Linked DNA regions of Homo sapiens: all the other regions are linked to region 1. Evidence: chromatin contacts called from ENCODE Hi-C or POLR2A ChIA-PET data. All regions are on one chromosome and are shown on one strand. Each heading gives the region's core, a stretch centred on a gene start or an enhancer-like site at or near the end of the contact. The rest is flanking DNA. Distances are from core to core; before and after follow the strand shown.

Evidence for each region. Hi-C counts contacts between places; a loop is a spot of excess contacts on that map. ChIA-PET counts read pairs that join two places held with the same protein, here RNA polymerase II (POLR2A). Pooled maps may share reads with other maps.
Region 2: a loop to region 1 is called in a pooled map, with 2.5 times the contacts of the local background. The contact joins two enhancer-like sites. A Hi-C loop is called at or near these places in 3 of 50 pooled maps. POLR2A ChIA-PET finds 5 or more read pairs at or near these places in 3 of 52 experiments (A549, MCF 10A and activated T-cell).
Region 3: a loop to region 1 is called in a map of naive thymus-derived CD4-positive, alpha-beta T cell, with 3 times the contacts of the local background. The contact joins two enhancer-like sites. A Hi-C loop is called at or near these places in 1 of 168 maps with a recorded cell type or tissue (naive thymus-derived CD4-positive, alpha-beta T cell) and 3 of 50 pooled maps. POLR2A ChIA-PET finds 5 or more read pairs at or near these places in 1 of 52 experiments (activated T-cell).

What each region holds. Positions count from the first base shown.
Region 1 is chr2:28,131,983-28,136,233 of GRCh38, reverse strand. The region is part of intron 7 of BABAM2 (BRISC and BRCA1 A complex member 2); the gene reads right to left. Among named protein-coding and RNA genes, the nearest start is that of MIR4263, 140 kb to the right of the region's middle. RefSeq lists a silencer at 645-845. Within about 2 kb of position 1,778, at least 13 of the 41 ENCODE cell types and tissues checked have a DNase peak (open chromatin) inside an H3K27ac peak, as active enhancers do.
Region 2 is chr2:27,701,408-27,705,658 of GRCh38, reverse strand. No RefSeq gene overlaps it. Among named protein-coding and RNA genes, the nearest start is that of LINC01460, 12 kb to the left of the region's middle. RefSeq lists a silencer at 1,694-1,763. Within about 2 kb of position 1,763, at least 5 of the 41 ENCODE cell types and tissues checked have a DNase peak (open chromatin) inside an H3K27ac peak, as active enhancers do.
Region 3 is chr2:28,451,804-28,456,054 of GRCh38, reverse strand. No RefSeq gene overlaps it. Among named protein-coding and RNA genes, the nearest start is that of PLB1, 42 kb to the left of the region's middle. RefSeq lists enhancers at 3,298-3,811, 3,812-4,251. Within about 2 kb of position 1,999, at least 2 of the 41 ENCODE cell types and tissues checked have a DNase peak (open chromatin) inside an H3K27ac peak, as active enhancers do.

The sequences.
Region 1 (4,251 bases), core at 529-3,028:
ATCTAAGAACATGGGCAGGACTTTAACGGACCCTGTGGGGGAGGTAAATAAACTCAATGTTCTGGTCTAAGGAGCAGCCTGAGCAAGGTATGGAAGTGAAAAAAATACAAGATGTGTTCGGGAAATCACAAAATTCTGCTTGGCTGGACAACAGGATACACGTAGAGTCCAGCCTAGGGTGGAAAAGTGAACAGGACTGTAACACGGAATCTGAATGCCAGATGGAGAGCTGTGCATTTACTTCGCTTGGCAACAGAGAGGCATTGAAGCTTCTCAGCAAGGACATTACAGGACTGGAATTTACTTCAAAGGACAGTGACAGTTCCACATGGATAAACTGAAATAGGAAGGAACTAGAAGTTAAGAGCCCCTCAGGACCCATGGCAACTGGAAGACTGAACTAGGTAATGATAGTAGGCATGACAAGACTCAGAGACATTGTGGAGAGTGGGTTTTTAGTCCAAAACAACTGGCTGGCTAATAGGGGCATGAGGTATGGTCAATGCCTTTAAGATGTACCACCTGGGCACCAAGAAGACAAGAGTGTCATGAATAAAAACAGGCTGTAAAGAAGAAACATTAGCTTATTGGGGGAATGATGAGTTTAGTTTCAGGCCCTTTAAATTTGAGGTGTCAACTGAACACACAGATAGACATGTCTATCTAGTGGTTAGAGAAGCAGATCTGTAAGCAGGGAGAAATGCTGAGATTAGAAATGGGGATCTGGGTGTCATCCACAAACAGGCAATGCCACAAAAGTGTCTAGGGATGTTATCACAGGAAGCACAATTTAGCATAATTTAATGGGTTGAAAAAAGGAAGGAGTAGCAGTGAAGGAGACAAGGAAGGATCTAAAAACTCCAAGTTATGGAAGAAAAAAGCTATATTATAAAACACATGATAGACATACTATCATGAGGATCAGATGGGATGGTAAAGTGAAAAGCAGTTTGAATATTTTAAAGTACTGAACAAATACATATCTGTTATTGTTACAGTATTGCATATTTAATCTCTAGAAAAGCCAGGCTTTCCATAATCTTCCAAAGCTCCTTCTCCACCAAGTCAAATGGAAATGTGATCTCCCACTCTCTTGAACTCTTATAGCACTTAATAAGTATTTTCTCAAGGAGCACTAACTAAGCATCAACCATGGGCCAAGCACTACAGTAGGGCCTTTCTCATCTACCTCCCCACTTGGAGTAGATGAAACTGAAACTTAGATTTATTCCTCTTCACAGAAGATGAAATGAAGCTCAAAAACGTTAACTTAAGCCAAGATTGCCAGCCAATAAGTGAAGGAACAGGGGGCTTCTGATGCCATGTATTAATATGCCTTTTCTATTAATCCACAAGTCACAACTTGCCATATTTGTTCTGATCCCTCTTACTTTGAGGAAATTAAGGAGATGAGCCACATTTCATTTATGCTGACAGCCTCTGAAGCACCTAGCAAAGGGCCTCACATGTGGTTGATTCTCATTGGGTTTCTGTTGCCTGAAAGAACAAACATGCATATTGCAGGTACACAGGCCTCAATAATAGTGAGCGTTCGTGGGCTGGGAAGTTTTGAGTACTCATTTCCAAGGCAGATGTAACTTAACAAAAAGTTCTAAAAACAAATTCTGTACTTGTGAAAGATGCCACCTGGTCTGCCTCAGGGCTGAAGTCCTCTTTTTATGCACAGAGTGGGAACAGCACAGGGAATGAGGAAGCTGGTTGTCTTTAAACCACTCCCACAAAGTGGCTCAAGCCAAGAAAAGGGCCCACACCTTTCGTGGAAGAGTGCTATGCAGACTCTCATGCCCATTTAACCTTTGGGTTCACTACAACAACTGCCAACAGTCTGGGGAAGAGGGAAAGGTAGAGCATGTTTCACGCCAGCTCTGATGATGTAACCTTAAAACTCACAGCTTTTCTGCCAGGGGAAAAAAAAGCAACTGGTTTAGAAACTATTTTTTCCCCTTTTCTAATATTCAACCAAAATCTAATTTGCATCATTGACTACTAGCTTTTTTTTTTTTTTTTTGCATAACTCACCATTGACTTTTTTTTTTTTTTAATTAACAGAACTTACTCGTGTCTAATTCAACGGATTGGTTTTGGTTCCTTGGAAGACAAATGTATAGGGCCAGAAATATGTTTATTTCATAAATGTCCCTTGTGCAAGAACACAAAGTTCTTCTCAGAAGCATTTACTCTGCAAGTCATAGAAATGCGCAGTGGGAGACCGGTAAACAATATGCATCTAAGCATCGTAAGGGCGTGCAGCCACGTGCGGCAGGGCTGCCAGGGACACCAGACAACTATTCCACGACCCTGGGCAAACAGACTTCAGAAGTGGGATCACATTTCAGAGCTTCATCAAATTAGAACACATCTCAGAGTCTTCTACCAATGAATCTGACTGATGTTCTCTTTTGTCAGGATTGTCTAATTTGTAGTCTTTTTAGGGTACAACAAATCAATATTTTTTCCTACATATGATGACAAGACCCAAAAGTAGCCCTTTTCTTTTCCAATTGCTGGGAGTAGTTAACGTGAGTATAATATCTTTGCCTCCTGCATGGACAAGCTGGGACAGAGGAACAGTCAGACTGGAATGGGGTTCCTCCCAGGCCCACGATATCTCTCTATGCCCATGGAGGAGATGGTGGGAATGCAAGCCTTCTCTTGGTAATTTTTACCCAGTGTGGATGGGGCTATTGGTCTCTCCTGAGCCTCTCCCTGTCAAATGCACTGCATGGGGCTTGGGACTTCCTAGAAAGAGCCATAGCAGAAACCAAAAGGAGTACAAGCCTCAGCTAGGGCAAGAGTTTGACGTTGGCTTTGGGCGGGTCCACATGGGATGCTTTTCCCATGACTCCTGAAAGAACTCTCCAAGTCTGAATCGATAATCAATGCTTGGATAGCTCAAAGTTGACAAGATAGTATAAAACACAGAAAATAAATGAGAGCTTAGCACAGTCAGTTCTCAAAACCTATCCCATGACTACAGCCTTCTTGAAATGGCATGTCTGTTCTATGCTCTGAACTCTGGAAGAATTAACCACAAGTATTAATAACTTTAGCAAATATCTAAGCCCTTATAGAAGTCATACCCCAAGTTTACTTCTTTTATGTTAATCTTTCTCTAAAACCTCATTTTGAAAACTTCTACTTAAAGATATAAGAATGTTTGGTAGTTTGTTTTGGTATTATAAACGTAGTTCTACCAAGTGAATTTGTAGCAACCAGGAAAAGTATAAGACCTTTCAGTGAGGCATTTTCCAATATTTTGGTGAGAACTACTTATTCACCTAGAAGACTGCCAATTAGGCAATTGATAACTGTGTATTGCATTTATGCACGGCATTAAAAAAAAGACTTGTTCCTCAACTCAATAAGTAGCTTGCAATTCAGCAAAAGATTTTTAAAAATCCTTATCACCAATTAAAGCTATGATGGGTAGATTATAATATAAATATAGATTATAAGATTAATATAAATTCAGTGTTACAAAGAGCTCTGGGGAAGGCTAGACTAATTGTCCTCAGGGAAAATGGTTGGTAGAGATGGTATTTGAATAAGGCCTTAGAAAAAGTATAGTATTTCAACAGGAAGAGGGGTTAGAGAAGGGCCTTGTACATGGAAGGAGCAGCTTTAGCAAAAGCACAGAGGCAAGAGAGTGCTGGCAATGTAAGAAAACTTCAAGTGCTCAGGTCTGGCTGAAGGAAACAGTATATGAGGGGAAGCAACCGAAAAATGATCTAAAAGGGTATGCTGTGGAGAGCTCTTAACGTAAGAAAGAAGAAGAGGCCAGGCGTGGTGGCTCACGCCTGTAATCTCAGCACTTTGGGAGGCCGAGGTGGGTGGATCACGAGGTCAGGAGTTTGAGACCATCCTGGCTAACATGGTGAAACCCCGTCTCTACTAAAAATACAAAAAATTAGCCGGGCGTGGTGGCGGGCGCCTGTAGTCCCAGCTACTCGGGAGGCTGAGGCAGGAGAATGGCGTGAACCCGGGAGGCGGAGCTTGCAGTGAGCGGAGATGGTGCCACTGCACTCCAGCCTGGGGGACGGAACGAGATTCCGTCTCAAAAAAAAAAAAAAGAAGAAGAAGAAAGAAAAAAAAGGGAGGAAGGACATGAGAGAGCTGGACTTTGGAGATTGGAAAAATGACTTTTAAAATATACCCTTCCCTAATCATTTCCCACACGTTAGATTTTTAGAGTGAGACTATTTCATTAGCAAGTTTATTTGCAAATTAGGT
Region 2 (4,251 bases), core at 514-3,013, 430 kb after region 1:
GGACTCGGCTGGGGAAGGTTGGGAGGATGGTGAAGGATAAAAGACTAAGTATTGGGTACAGTGTACACTGCTCAGGTGATGGGTACACTAAAATCTCTTTAGAAATCACCACTAAAGAACTTACCCATGTGACGGGTGTGGTGGCTCACACCTGTAATCCCAGCACTTTGGGAGGCTAAGGTGGGTGGTTCTCAAGCCCAGGAGTTCAAGGCCAGCTTGGGCAATATATTGAGACCCCATCTCTCTTAAAAAAAAAAATTTACCCATGTAACCAAATACTTACCTGTACCCTAAAATCTGTTGACATAAAAAAGTTAACTTCATTCTAAGCTGCAATACATATGTGTGTATATATGTGTACATATATATTAAAATGTACATATATATTTTAATATGTATATGTAATGTGACATATTACATTTATACTGTTTATATGTATTTATATGTGTAGCTACTAAAATTAAACATTTTCATCCTCATCCCCTAAAGTCGACTCTCGTGACACCAGGGACACTCGTGTATACTTTGGAAAACTGTCTCACAACCTCTCTGTATTACGAAGGATGCAGCCAAGTGGCTGCCCTTGTTGAAATGCTCAGCCAGTAGGATCACTCATAGCCACCACTGTCTTTGTTAGGGCCGTGCCTCAAAATCACAAAATTATTGAATCATGGAGGATAAGAGATAGATCATGGACTCTAACTCTGGAGAAGGTGTTATACAACACACCCAGCCATAGCCCTAAAGATTAAGGGGCACCATTCAGGGATATAAAGATGAATCAGATATAGTCCTTGCTCTTAAAAACTCACTAAGCTTACAGACATAAACAATTGAAAACTAGAAGGACTAAGCAAAGGAACAGAAATGAAAGAAACTCACATCTAGATGTAGTTCCACCACAAACTCGGTGTGCCTTTGAGCAAGTCACTTCATGTGTCTAGCCTCAGGTTTTTTTTGTTTTTGTTTTTGTTTTTTGAGATGGAGTTTCGCTGCAATGCCCAGGCTGGAGTGCAATGATGCAATCTGGGCTCACTGCAACCTCCACTTCCTGGGTTCAAGTGATTCTCCTGCTTCAGCCTGAGTAGCTGGGACTACAGGCAGGGGTCACCATGCCTGGCTAATTTTTGTATTTTTTGTAGAGACGGGGTTTCACCATATTGGCCAGGCTGGTCTCGAACTCCTGACCTCAGGCGATCCACCTGCCCCAGCCTCCCAAAATGCTGGGATTACAGGTGTTAGCCACCCTGCCCAGTGCCTCAGTTTCTTTAAACAGAGGTAATTAACATCTGTTTTTACCTTTTAAGTCTAATAGGGGATTCGGATTTTTTTTTTTAACAAGTGTGAAAAAAATCCTCTGTAAACTGTAAAGCTGAAATATAGTGTGTAAGGAATAAATATGCAATGCCCAAAGTCCTCCATAGAATATTGGCATTATAAATGGAGAGCGACTTTCTCTAAGTGAAATTAAGCACTGGAAAAGGCAGTTTTGGAGGAGAGTTGGGAGCACCATTTGGGCCTGACCGGTGTCTCTGGCTAACTTTCTGCTGCCAGGTCTTGGGTCCAGGAATGTCTGTGAGCGAAACTAGCTTGCTGCTCCTAACTTTTTCACAATCCTCCTTTTTTTCTGATTCTTACTCTTTCTTCTGCTTTGAAACCTTTATCTTCTTTCAGCCCCTTGTGCAAGCTGACCGCATTGTAATGGGTCTATACTGCCCCCTTGTGGTCACTCCCTGCCGTGGTTGCATTAACTTCTGACGGGGTGTGCGTGATAAAGGCAGACCTGAGGAAACCCAACCAACCCCAGCTAAATGCAGCTGGTCCTGGAAAATCCAAATTAAAGCCAGCTGCTGGAGTGCAGCGCTCCTTGATGGGAAGGAGTAGTTCATGCCTGGTTTTGCCCCAAGTAGGACATAAATCCAGCCCTCTGGATTAAACTTGCTAAAATGGTCAGTTCCTAGACTATCCAGCTTGTCTGGAGCAAGGTCCTGGAACTAAAAGTGGCTAGAAGGTATCCCTTCTCTGACAGAAAAACCCAAGGATAGGAAGGGCTGGGGCTAGGACCTGCCCTTCAGCCCTCCACCCATTGAAACCAACAGTTAACTAACTGAGCACCAATTTGTGAACTGCTAGGTGCCATGGATGGGGTACAAGATAATGTAGTTCCTGTCCTCAAGAACTTGTAAGTGACAAACGTAAGTAACCCAAACACACATATCAGTAATGAATATCAAGCCGTTGGAGTAAGGGCTGTAATAGAAGTAGAAATAAAGTGCTGTAGCGCTAGTGGGGAAGGAGGGATTAGTGATAGTCTCTGCAATCAGGGAGGCCTCCTGAAGGTAGTTTGGGGCAAGCTGATTGTGTTAAAAATGAGTCGGGCCTGGGGGAGGGAGGGAGGAATGGGTGGAGCACAGAGAGATTTTTAGGGCAATGAAACCATGTTTGTCTGTATACTATAATGGATACATGACGTTACACATCTCTCCAAACCCAGAGAATGTACAATATCAAGAGTGAGCCCTAATGTAAACTGTGGACTTCAGGTGATATCGATGTGTCAATATAAGTTCATCAGTTGTAACAAATTTACCACTCTGGTGGGGAATGTTGATAATGGGGGAGGCTGTGTATGAGAGGAGTGGGGACAATGGCAAATCTCTGTATTTTCTGCTCAATTTTTCTGTGAACCTAAAACTGCTCTAAAAAATAAAGTCTTAAAAAGAAAAAAAGTAGTACCTTACTTACCAAACATGAGCAAGGAAGACCACAATGACACTCATAATAACTACATGGGGTGGGGGGAGGTGATTATGTGTTGGACATGGCTAAAAGTTTATATTTGTTACTTAATCTCTGCAACAATACTGTTGGGTAGGTATTATTTTCTCTATTTAATAGACAAGGAAACTGAGGCCTATGCAGAAAGGCTTGATAGAAAATATAGGGAGAGGAAAAAGCAAAGGTGTGTTTGGGGCAAATAACCTGTTATTTCTAGAGTAGCAGGTATGCCTCATCGGGTGGAAGAAAGGGAGGGACAAGGGCAGGTGTGGGGTCATGATGATAGAAAAGCACAGGAACCCTATGATAAGGCTTTTAAAGCCTCAAAGGAATTTGGACCCTCACACTTTGGACACTGGAAAACCTTTTGAGATTTCAGAGCAAGGGACTCTGCTCAGGGATGTGTTTGACATATGTGGAGGAGAGTTGATAAGGCAGAGATGAGAGGGAGACCTGTGGAGTCATGAGGTGAAGGGAGCTTAGATTAGGGCAGTGGGCAATGCAAAGGCATAGATCCTAAAACTTCCACATGGAGAAATTAAAATGGGCTAGGGGAATAAAGAAGGCAGAGGTACCCTTGATGGAAAACACTGCAATCACATGCTGAGCCCTCCAACCTGCCTCATCAATGCCAGGTCCTATGGTGGGGGTGGGGGCAGATTTCCAGAATCCTACTGAATAGAAGTCTTGGTTCCACCCTGGACTATGATGTGCCAAACCTCTAAAACCAAAGGAGGGCAAAGTCTTCTCAGAGAGCAGCGGTGAAATCCTGAAAATTGTTCTCAACGCCCACATTAAGTGAGGAATCTCAGAATCAGAGTGGCCTGTCACAAGAAGACTACCAGTTTGATGCTGGACCCACTCCTCAAAGGTCAAGGAGTTTTATCATTTCCCAGCAGTCAAGAATCTGGTTGGACTAAACCCTGTATGGGAACGCGGCTCCCGCTCCCCTGCAGAGGCTTTGATTCTGGCTTTTGATTGCCACAGGGCTGGCAGGCTTCCCTCTGGCTCCCACTCTCTCAGGAAGGCATCCACAGCTGCTGGCCACTTGTCACACCCTGTCTGGGAGGTGGCAGCACTTCAGTGGTAAAGCAACAGATCCTCAGGCTGTGGCTAACGGCTTCAATGTTTGTTGGGAATTGTGTCATATTTCCCGAAAGGGCTAACTCCATCTAGTACTGGTAGAATAGTGTTCTTTCCTGTACAATACAATGAAACCTCAATGCCCAACTGAAATAAACAGAATTTTAACAGTGGTCATGTTATGGTGATGCTGAGATGCTTAGACATTTAATTTTTTTATTTTTATTTGTTTTTCAGACAGGGGCTTGTTCTGTCTTCTAGGCTAGGTGCAGTGACGTGATCATGGCTCACTGCAGCCTCAGCTTCCCAGGCTCAAGCGATCCTCCCACCTCAGTCTCCCAAGTAGCTGGGACTACAGGTGCTGCCACTACACCCAGTTAATTTTTAAAT
Region 3 (4,251 bases), core at 750-3,249, 320 kb before region 1:
CTTTAGAGAATGCAAGCTCCACTAAGGCACTGACTGTGCCCCAGTGCCCAAAGCAGTGGCTGGCACAAAATAGGGGCTCAGCAAATATTTGTTGACTAAGTTATTTTGTTACTGAGCAGCAGCATAACCTAGGGCAAGGCAGTTAAACTTTTCTGGGCCCCAATTTCCTCATCTGTAAAATGGGCAACTACTCTTAATGATTGTGCTCCCTTTTCACGACAATGCTCTGAGTGTTGTCTCAACATGACCTTGTTTTGCCACGAAAGGACTTCTGCAGTGAAACAGGAGAGGTCCCCGATCCCCCTCAGGATGTGCCGCTTGCCTTTTCGGTCACCCCTGCTGCTCAAATCCCTCTCAGGAGGTGGAGCATGCAGATGGGAAGGTGCAGAGGCCAGGGTGAGCCATTTGGGCTCTGGCCCTACTGTAGTGTCTAAAGGTGGGTGCCTGCAACCCCAGTGTTACAAAGCTCTTTCAGCTTTGCTGTCCGCAGACAGCATGTGTTAACCAGCTCAATGGACCCTCTGCCTTTTCGCAAGGGCAGAGGGCCAGTGTGACAGCTCTCTGTATCACAAGCTCTTATCCAGCATCCCGGAAAAACTGGGTCACACATGGGCTTGAAGGATGAATGCGAGGTTTTATTGAATGGTAGAGGTAGCTTTCAGTGGGACGGATGAGGAGCCAGAAGGGGGGTATGGAGTAGGAAGGTGATCTTCCCCTGGAGTCAGGAGCCCAGCAGCCGGACTCCTCTCTGACCGTCCCCAGTCAAACTCCTCTCCATGTTCAGATGTTCCTCCTCCTCTCTCTTTCTCTACTGCATCGTTCCACTGTCCGTCTGCTGGTCTGCTGGCTTGCTCGTCTGTTTCTGAAGCCTGGGGTTCAGGGTTTATATGGGTGCAGGATAGGGGGTGTGGCAGGCCAAAAGGCAACTTTTTCCGCTCAAAAACAGGAATGCCTGTCCTCATTTAGGGCCGTGGGTCTTCAGGCTTGAGGGTGGGGCCTTTGCCAGGAGCCACCCTCTTCTACCCAGTATTTCCCTGTCTCCTGTCCGTATCACCAGGCCATCTGGATGAGTACTTATGGAGAGAGTTCCTAGCAGCTTAGGATGTTGCTTCACCTTGCAGACTTGAGTTTGCAGATGCCAGAGAGAGGTTGGAATGTGTGCTAAGTAGATTGGGGTATGTGAAAGTCTCTCCCCTAGAAGGTCAGCCGTAAGGAGGCAGGGATCTTGTGTTTTATTGATTTTTATGGCCCAAGAGTCTAGAACAGTGCCTGGCACCAAGGAGGCTCAACGAATAGTTATGAAATGAGCACAGGAGGAATGCTGGACACGTCATTGACAGTCAGAACATGAACTTCCATTCTTGGGTGAGTGTCGTGTGGTATGGAAACAGCAATAATAATGCCTTCCATTAGTGGAGCCCTCTGTAAGGTGTTTACACACACATCATCTCATTTGATCCTCATGACAACCCCATGAGATAAGTACCATTAAGTGTTATTATCCCCAATTTACAGATGAGATAACTGCGGCTCAAAGAGTTCAACCTGCCTGAGGCCACATAGCTGGTAAATGGCAGAGCCTGATCTTGAACCCAGGATTTTCTCGCCCTAGACCCAATGCTCTTATCTGCCTGTGTGTTGCTGGTCATGCAAAGCTCTGAGTGTGAGCAGCAGCTGGAAGCCTCACATGAGAGCCAAGGCCCTGAGGAGAGCCACCGTGGAGCAGACAGAAGAGCTACCTGTGACTGAGCCCAGGCCTGCTGTGCACACGGAGGCTGCCAGAGCTCTCAGCAGCAGGGGCTGGGTGAGAAGCAGGAGAGGCGGGTGAGCTGGGCCAGGCCCCTCTCAGCTCCAACAGTGGCCAAGTGCCCCTCTCGGGGAGCTCCTGAAGAGACCGCAGGGCCTCACGTAGGCACCGCCACCCTCAGGCCCAGACATGCATGGCTCCAAGCGGGCCCTTCACAGGGCACAGATGATGCCAAGGATGTGGGCAAACTGGTTTGAGGAACACAAAAACCAACTCAGAGTTTTCTCCCTTTCCTCAACAAGGCACCAGACCTGGCTTGTCACACCCCATGCCAAAGAGAAGTCTTCAAAGTGGTGTTTGCTTAGCCCCCACATCCTCCTGACTTTGCCAAAGTCCCTTATGTCTCCCTGAATCATACCTATGCACACGCACATGCACGCGCGCGCACACACATACACACACACACACACGGTGCCCAGGCCACCCCAGGCTCCTTTCCCTGGGAGCCCTCGAGCTGAGCCCTGGCCCACCTCTGTCCACAGCAATCCTTCGCACTCATCCTGCAGGCTCTTCTCTCTGCTGTCTGTTCCAAAGGCGCCTTCCCTCTTCTATACTCCAGAGCCTGCCCCAGGCCCTCCGCCCTGGTTCTGGCCATGGGGGCTTTCCACTAGATTTATCTGTACAGGTGACCGCTCCCCGTGTAGCCGCCAGCTCCCTGAGGGTGGGGCTCAGGTCCCTGTGCTGGGACCCACCTGGTCTAGGGGTCACAACCGCTGGCCACCCTGCATCAGGCCCTGTCAGGGAGCCCTGGGAGTCAGTAGTTTAGCAAACCTGTCTGGGGCCTTCCCCCTAGAAGCCACGGGGGCAGTCATGAAGAAATGGAGGGTGAAGGTGGGTGAGGCCAGGACAGGTGGCGGTCCACACACTTGCTGTGTTAGTCATCAAGGGCACCCAGCAGGGCAGAGGTCATCCCTAAAGCTGTGGCGAAGGGGATGGGTGGGGAGAAGGAGACAACGCATGCCAGGGAAAAGGCATCATGTCAAAACATCTTGCTGGAAAGGCAGTTTTCCTTCCAAACTCCCCAACAAGACCCGAAACGGTAAGTGGAAGGATGTCTTGATTAATCTCAGGCTGACGTTTTGCATTTGCTCTTGCAGCCAACACACACCGAGCCATCAAATCACCCTCCTGCTCCGTGCCAGACTCCGAACATGGAGTCCTCATTCCTGCCTCAGCAGCACTGGACAGAGCTTCTCTGTCCTCCCCCCTGGAAACGAGCCCCCAGCACAGGACCAAACAGATCATTGCTTCTACCTAGTGGAGCTAATAGCTGTTCATTGACCACATAGTCACTGGTCCCCTACTCTCCCAGCCCCTTGCTAAGCACGTCACATGCATTATCTCATTTACAAATGGGGTGGTTCCCAGAGATGGTTCTGGGGACCACAGTGGAGTGGGGAGGGGGCACTTCTGACCTGAGTGGAGTGAAAAGACAGCTGGCCCAGTCTCTTTTTGCGTCTGCTGCCCAGCATCATTGTCAACAGAGTCCACCTCATGCTTAGGAATGGCCCGGTTTGGAAGGTCAATTCTAGGTTCAGAGATTGGCCCAAGGCACCCTGTACCTGAGAGGGGCAGACACTAGAGGGCGCAAGGGAGCTGCGCTTGGTGGCCCAGGCTCAGGGATGTCAACTGGGCTGCAGCCTTGGGGCAAGGGCTATCTGCAGAGAGTGGAGGTGGGAGGCAGGTGGGGGGAGCGGGGGAGAGTGCCTAACCCTGCTCCCTCACAGAGCCCTTGCCCAGACCCAGCCCTAGCCCACATCCTCTCACCTCCATCAATCGCCCAGCAGGAGCCTGACCGGCCTGGGAACACAAGAGGGAAAAAGAGGTTCTGGGCCTGGCCTCTCCCCTCTCCACCACTTCAGCCCAGCCAGGCCCCAGCAAGCCTCTCCCCTGGGCTGGAGCCCTCAGACTCTCAGGCCGCTCTCCCGATGGGCTGGGACTGCAAATGAACCACGTTCTGGAAAAACAGCCAGGCCGTGCATCAAAGAAACTCCACGGCCCTCCAGGGGGTAGGTGTGGGGCGGGCCGGAAGCAGGAGGTGGAAGGACTGATAGAGCCCTTGGTTAGGAGTTCCGGTTCGGAACACCTTCTCCTCCTTAACCCACCCTCAGGAGCCACGAGGGCTCAGTTACAAGGCTCAGGTGGCAGCATCCTGGCCTGTGAATCAGGCTGACCAGGGTCCCTGCCCCGCCTGCTCCCACGGCCACAGGGCTTGTAACCTATGAAAAGCCCACTTCTCATGGTCCTAGCCTGGCCAGAGGTTCTGAATGTGCCACTGCCCCGTCCAAGACTCTGCCCGCAATCAGACGTGGGGCAGAGGGGGCGCCTCCAGGAGGCAAACTTTCCATTCCCACTGGGACAATGCCATGACCCCAGCCCCTGCTGACTCCTCTCCAGCCAATGGATCAGGCCACAGGAGGCCCTGCCTGCCTCCAGAAACTGGA